2 separate regions of the Homo sapiens genome follow, and region 1 is linked to region 2. A link is an interaction called in ENCODE POLR2A ChIA-PET data of the cell type or tissue named here. Cell type or tissue: Panc1. All regions are shown on one strand. Each heading gives the region's core, and the rest is flanking DNA. Links, peaks and the distances in the headings are about the cores only.

Region 1 (2,913 bases), core at 190-2,689, 220 kb after region 2:
AACATGGTGAAACCCAGTCTCTACCAATAATACAAAAATTAGCTGGGCGTGGCAGCAGGTGCCTATAATCCCAGCTACTTGGGAGGCTGAAGCAGGAGAATTGCTTGAACCCCCAAGGCAGAGGTTGCAGTGAGCCAAGATCCAGACACTGTGCTCCAGCCTGGATGACAAAGCCAGACTCCATCTCAAAAAAAAAAAAGAAAAAAGAAAATAAATCTAAAGCAAACATCACAGTTAATGGTGAAATACTGAAAGCTTTCCCCCTGCAATGGGAAATAAGACAAGGATATCACTATCACTCCTATTCAACTGCAGGTCCCAAACAGTACATTCCAGAAAGAGAAAGAAATAACCTCGGAAAGGAAATATATTAAACTGTCATGATTTGCATATGACACGATTACATTCACAAAGAAAATCCAAGAGAATCTATATATAACCATGAGCTTGAGCCCAGGGGTTTGAGACCAGCCTGGGCAATATGGTAAAACCCTGTCTCTACAAAACATACAAAAATTAGCTGGGCATGGTGGTATGTGCCTGTGGTCCCAGCTACTTGGGAGGCTGAGGCAAGAGGACTGTTGGAGACTAGGAGATCAAGGCTGCAGTGAGCTATGATCATGCCACTGCACTCCAGCCTGGGTGAACAAATGAGACCCTGTCTCAAAAAAATAAAGTAATATATACAATGAAAAATGGTAAGTGAATTTACCAATATTGTTCCATTAAAGGTTAACATACAAAAATCAATTTTTTTTTTGAGAGACGGAGTTTCGCTCTTGTTGCCCAGGTTGGAGTGCAGTGGTGCGGTCTCAGCTCACTGCAATCTCTGCCTCCCAGGTTCAAGCAGTTCTCCTGCCTCAGCCTCCTATGTAGCTGTGATTACAGGTGTGCACCACCATGCTTGGCTAATTTTTGTATTTTTAGCAGAGACGGGGTTTCACCATGTTGGCCAGGCTGGTCTTGTACTCCTGACCTCAGGTGATCCACCCACCTTGGCCTCCCAAAGTGCTGGGATTACAGGTGTGAGACACCGCACCTGGCCAACTGTACTTCTATATACCAGCAGCCAACAATTATTAAATAGAAATTTTAGAATGAAATCATTGACAATAGTATCAACGAATCATATACTTAAGAATGAACTAGCAAATAAAATCTCTATACAGAAAACTAGAAATATTACTGAAAGAAATTAGGCCAGACACAGTGGCTCAGGTCTGTAATCCTATCACTTTGGGAGCCGAGGTGGGTGGATCACTTGAGGTCATGAGTTCGAGACCAGCCTGGCCAACAGGGAAAAACCCCGTCTCTACTAAAAATACAAAAAAATTAGCTGGGTGTGGTGGCGCATGCCCATAATCCCAGCTACTCGGGAGGCTGAGGAAGGAGAATCACTTTAACCTGGAGGGGGGAAAAAAAAAGAAATTAAAGACCATTCAATAATGGAGGGCTATAAGCCATGTTCAGGAATTTGGATGTTGAAACACTAGTTCTTTCTCAAGTTGATCTACAGATTCAATACAATCCAAATCAAAAATCCAGCAGGTTGTATGTGGAAACTGATACCAATTATAAAATTTATGTGAAAACACAAAAGGTCCAAGAAAAGCTGAGACGATCTAGAAGAAGATATGTAAAAGTTTGAGCGAAACAGACTCACACACACCTAAACAAAGGAATCTCATGCACTGCTGTTGGAGATGTAAACTGAGACAGTAACTTTGGAAAACCATTTGGCATTCTTTACTAAAACCAAACACAAGCATATCCTATGGCCTTGGTATACTCAAAGTGTGGTCCACAGCCAGTCCAACTGGCTCCTGACAAATGCAGACTCTCAGGCTCTACCCTTGAACTACTGAAGCAGAATCTACCTTTTAACAAGATTCCCAGGAAACTGATGTGCACAATACAGTTTGAGAAGCACTGCCTTATGATCCAGCAATTCCACTTCCTGGCACACACTTATCAGAAATGCACACAGATGTCCACCAAAAGACATGTTCGAGAATATTCATAGCAACACTATTCATAATAGCTAAAAACAAGAAAACTACCTAAATGTTCAAAAATAGAAAGAATAAAGTGTGGTATAATCACGCAATGAGGCTGAGCATGGTGGCTCACGCCTGTAATCCAGCACTTAGGGAGGCTGAGGCGGGCAGATCACCTGAGGTCGGGAGTTCGAGACCAACCTGGCCAACATGGTGAAACCCCATTGCTACTAAATACAAAAAAATTAGCCAGGCTTGGTGGCAGGTGCCTGTAATTCCAGCTACTTGGGAGGCTGAGGTAGGAGAATCGCTTGAACCCGGGGCGGGGGTGGGGGCAGAGGTTGCAGTGAGCCGAGATTGCGCCACTGCACTCCAGCCTGGAGACAGAGCAAGACTCCATCTCAAAAAAAAAAAAAAAAAAAAAAAAAATTCATGCAATGGAGTACTACTCAGCAATGAGAATGCACAGTCTACAATACAACTCACAAATATAATGCTGTGTAAAAGAAATCATATCAGAAGAATACACCTTGTATGTTTTCATTTATATAAAGTATAAAAACAGGAAAAATTGATGTTAATGTCAGGACAGTGGTTACCCGGGGGGATACAGTAACTAGGAGAGAATAGTGTTTTAAAAAAAAGATAGAGTCTCGCTCTGGTGCCCAGGCTGGAGTGCAGTGGCGCGATCTTGGCTCAATGCAACCACAGCATCCTGGGTTTAAGTGATTTCCGGCTAATTTTTGTATTTTTAGTAGAGACAGGGTTTCACCATGTTAGCCAGGCTGGTCTCAAACTTCTGACCTCAAGTGATCTGCTTGGCTCAGCCTCCCAAAGTGCTAGGATTACAGGCATGAGCCAACGCACCCAGTTTATTTCATGACATGCATAATTCTACATGGATGGGAAAACCCAT
Region 2 (2,913 bases), core at 95-2,594:
TAGCAAAGAGGTTGCAGGCATTGTGCCCCTGTCCTAGGGGTCTGTGGAACTTTGAACTTGAGAGTGATGATTTAGGGTATCTGGTGGGGAAATTTCTCAGCAGCAAAGCATTCAAGAAGTGACCTGGCTGCTTCTGACTACCTATGTTCATATGCATGAGCAAAGAAATGACATAAAACTGGAACTTGTATTTAAAAGGGAAGCAGAAGGTAAAAGTTTGGAAAATTTGCAGCCAGGCCCACATAGAAAGGAAAAACCATGCCTGTCGTCCAAGCTACTCAGGAGGCTGAAGTGGGAGGATCGCTTGAGCCCAGAAGGCAGAAGTTTCAGTGAGCCGAGATGGCGCCACTGCACTCCAACCTAGGCGACAGAGTGGGACTTTGTCTCAAAATTCAAGCTCACTACACAAATTTGCTTAAGTAAAGAGGAGCCAAATGCTGATAGCCAAGACAATGGGAAAAAGGCCTCAAAGGCATCTCAGAAACCTTTGCGGCAGCCCCTCTCATCACAGGCCTTGGGGCCTAGGAGGGAAGAATGGCTTTGTGGGCCAGGCCCAGGGCTTTGTCACCCTGTACAGCCTCAGGACACTGCTCCCTGCATCCTAGCCACTCCAGCTCCAGCTGTGGCTAAAAGTGGCTGTAGCTCCAGCCACTGCTCCAGAAGGTGCAAGCCATAAGCCTTGGCAGCTTCCATGTAATGCTAAGCCTACTGGTGCACAGAGTACAAGAGTTGAGGTTTGGGAGCCTCTGCCTAGATTTCAGAGGATTTGTGGAAAAGCCTTGATGTCCAAGCAGAAGCCTGCTGTAGAGGTGGAGCCTTATGGAGAACCTCTACTAGGGCAGTGGAGCCCCTACACAGAATCCCCATTGGGCACTGCTTAATGGAGCTGTGAGAAGAGGACCACCATCCTTCAGACCCCAGAATGGTAGATTCACTGGCAGCTTGCACCCTCCACCTAGAAGAGCTGTAGGCACTCAATTCCAGCCTATGAAAGCCACCATGGGGGCTGTACCCTGGAAAGCCTCAGGGGTGGAGTTGCCCAAGGCCTTGGGAGCCCACCCATAGCACCAGTGTGCACTAGATGTGAGACATGGAGTCAAAGGAAATTATTTTGGAGTTTTAAGATTCAGCTGGGCACAGTGGCTCATGCCTGTAATCCCAGCACTTTGGGAGGCCAAGGTGGGCGGATCATGAGGTCAGGAGTTCGAGACCAGCCTGGCCAATATGGTGAATACAAAAATATTCTACTAAAAATACAAAAATTAGCCAGGCACTTGCTAGTGGCGGCACTTGCCTGTAGTCCCAGCTACTTGGGAGGCTGAGACAGAAGAATTGCTTGAATCCAGGAGGCAGAGGTTGAAGTGAGATGAGATTGTGCCACTGCACTCCATGCACTCCAGCCTGGGTGACAGAGCAAGACTCCATCTCAAAAAAAAAAAAAAGATTTAATGACTGCCCTGCTGGGTTTCAAACTTGCATGGGGCCTGTAGCCTCTTTCTTTTGGCCAATTTTTCCCTTTTGGAATGGGAATATTTACCCAATGCCTGTACCCTCATTGTATCTTGGGAGTAACTAACCTGTTTTTTATTTTATAGGCTCACAGGCAGAAGGGACTTGCCTTGTCTCAGATGAGATTTGGGACTGTGGACTTTTGAGTTAATGCTGGAATGACTTAAGACTTTGGGGGCCATTGAGAATGCATGATTGTATTTTGAAATGTGAGGACACGAGATTTGGATAAGGCCAGGTGCAGAATGGTATGGTTTGGATCTGTCTCCCCACCCAAATCTCATGTCAAGTTATAATCTGCAGTGTTGGAGGTAGGGCTTGGTGGGAGGTGATTGGATTAGGGGAGTGGATTTTCCCCTTTGGTGCTGTTCTCATGAGACCTGGTTGTTTAACAGTGTGTAGCTGTATTAGTCCTCTCTCACATTGCTATAAAGAACTATCCGAGACTGGGTAATTTCTGAAGAAAAGAGGTTTAATTGACTCACAGTTCTGCAGGCTGTACAGGAAGCATGGCTGAGGAGGCCTTAGGAAACTTACAATCATGGCAGAAGGTGAAGGGGAAGCAGGCACATCTTCACATGGTAGAGCAGGAGAGAGAAAGTGAAGGGGAAAGTGCTACACACTTTTAAACAATCAGATCTCATGAGAACTATCATGAGGACAGCAAGGGGGATGTCTTCCCCCATGATCCAAGTAGCTAGGATTACAGGCATGCACCACCATGCCTGGTTAATTATTATTATTATTTTTTTGAGGTGGAGTTTCGTTCTTGTTGCCCAGCCTGGAGTGTGATGGCGCAGTCTCAGCTCACTGCAACCTCTGTCTTCTGGGTTCAAATGATTCTCCTGCCTCAGCCTCCCGAATAGCTGGGATTACAGGCACCCACCACCACATCTGGCTAATTTTTTTTTTGAGACAGAGTCTTGCCCTGTTGCCAGGCTGGAGTGCAGTGGCGTGATCTTGGCTCACTGTAACCTCCGCCTCCTGGGTTCAAGCGATTCTCCTGCTTCAGCCTCCCAAGTAGCTGGGATTACAAGTGCACACCACCATGCCCAGCTAATTTTTGTATTTTTAGTAGAAACTGGGTTTCACCATGTTGGCCAGGATGGTCTTGATCTCCTGACATCATGATCCATCCGCCTTGGCCTCCCAAAGTGCTGGGATTACAGGCGTGAGCCACCACGCCTGGCCTGTCTGGCTAATTTTTTGTATTTTCTGTAGTGATGGAGTTTCACCATATTGGCCAGGCTGGTCTTGAATTCCTGACCTCAGGTGATCCACCCACCTCGGCTTCCCAAAGTGCTGGGATTACAGGCATAAGCCACCATGCCAGGCCATAGTTTAAAAAAAAAATGAATAAATTCATACAATGGAATACTACAGAGCAATGAAAATATACGATTG

The links. ChIA-PET counts read pairs that join two places held together with the same protein. Peaks named below come from ENCODE experiments on the same cell type or tissue, not always from the same donor. Only the 100,000 strongest peaks of a DNase experiment are listed, where the experiment ranks them.
Region 1: POLR2A ChIA-PET joins it to region 2 with 7 read pairs; 2 of 35 experiments call an interaction of 5 or more read pairs at or near these places.

The regions. Positions count from the first base shown.
Region 1 is chr10:103,003,499-103,006,411 of GRCh38, reverse strand. All of the region lies in intron 1 of CNNM2 (cyclin and CBS domain divalent metal cation transport mediator 2), which reads right to left. Among named protein-coding and RNA genes, the nearest start is that of CNNM2, 87 kb to the right of the region's middle. In Panc1, for the core only: no CTCF peak of the experiment used is centred there; no DNase peak of the experiment used is centred there.
Region 2 is chr10:103,221,568-103,224,480 of GRCh38, reverse strand. No RefSeq gene overlaps it. Among named protein-coding and RNA genes, the nearest start is that of RPEL1, 23 kb to the left of the region's middle. In Panc1, for the core only: no CTCF peak of the experiment used is centred there; no DNase peak of the experiment used is centred there; H3K27ac peaks cover 433 bases.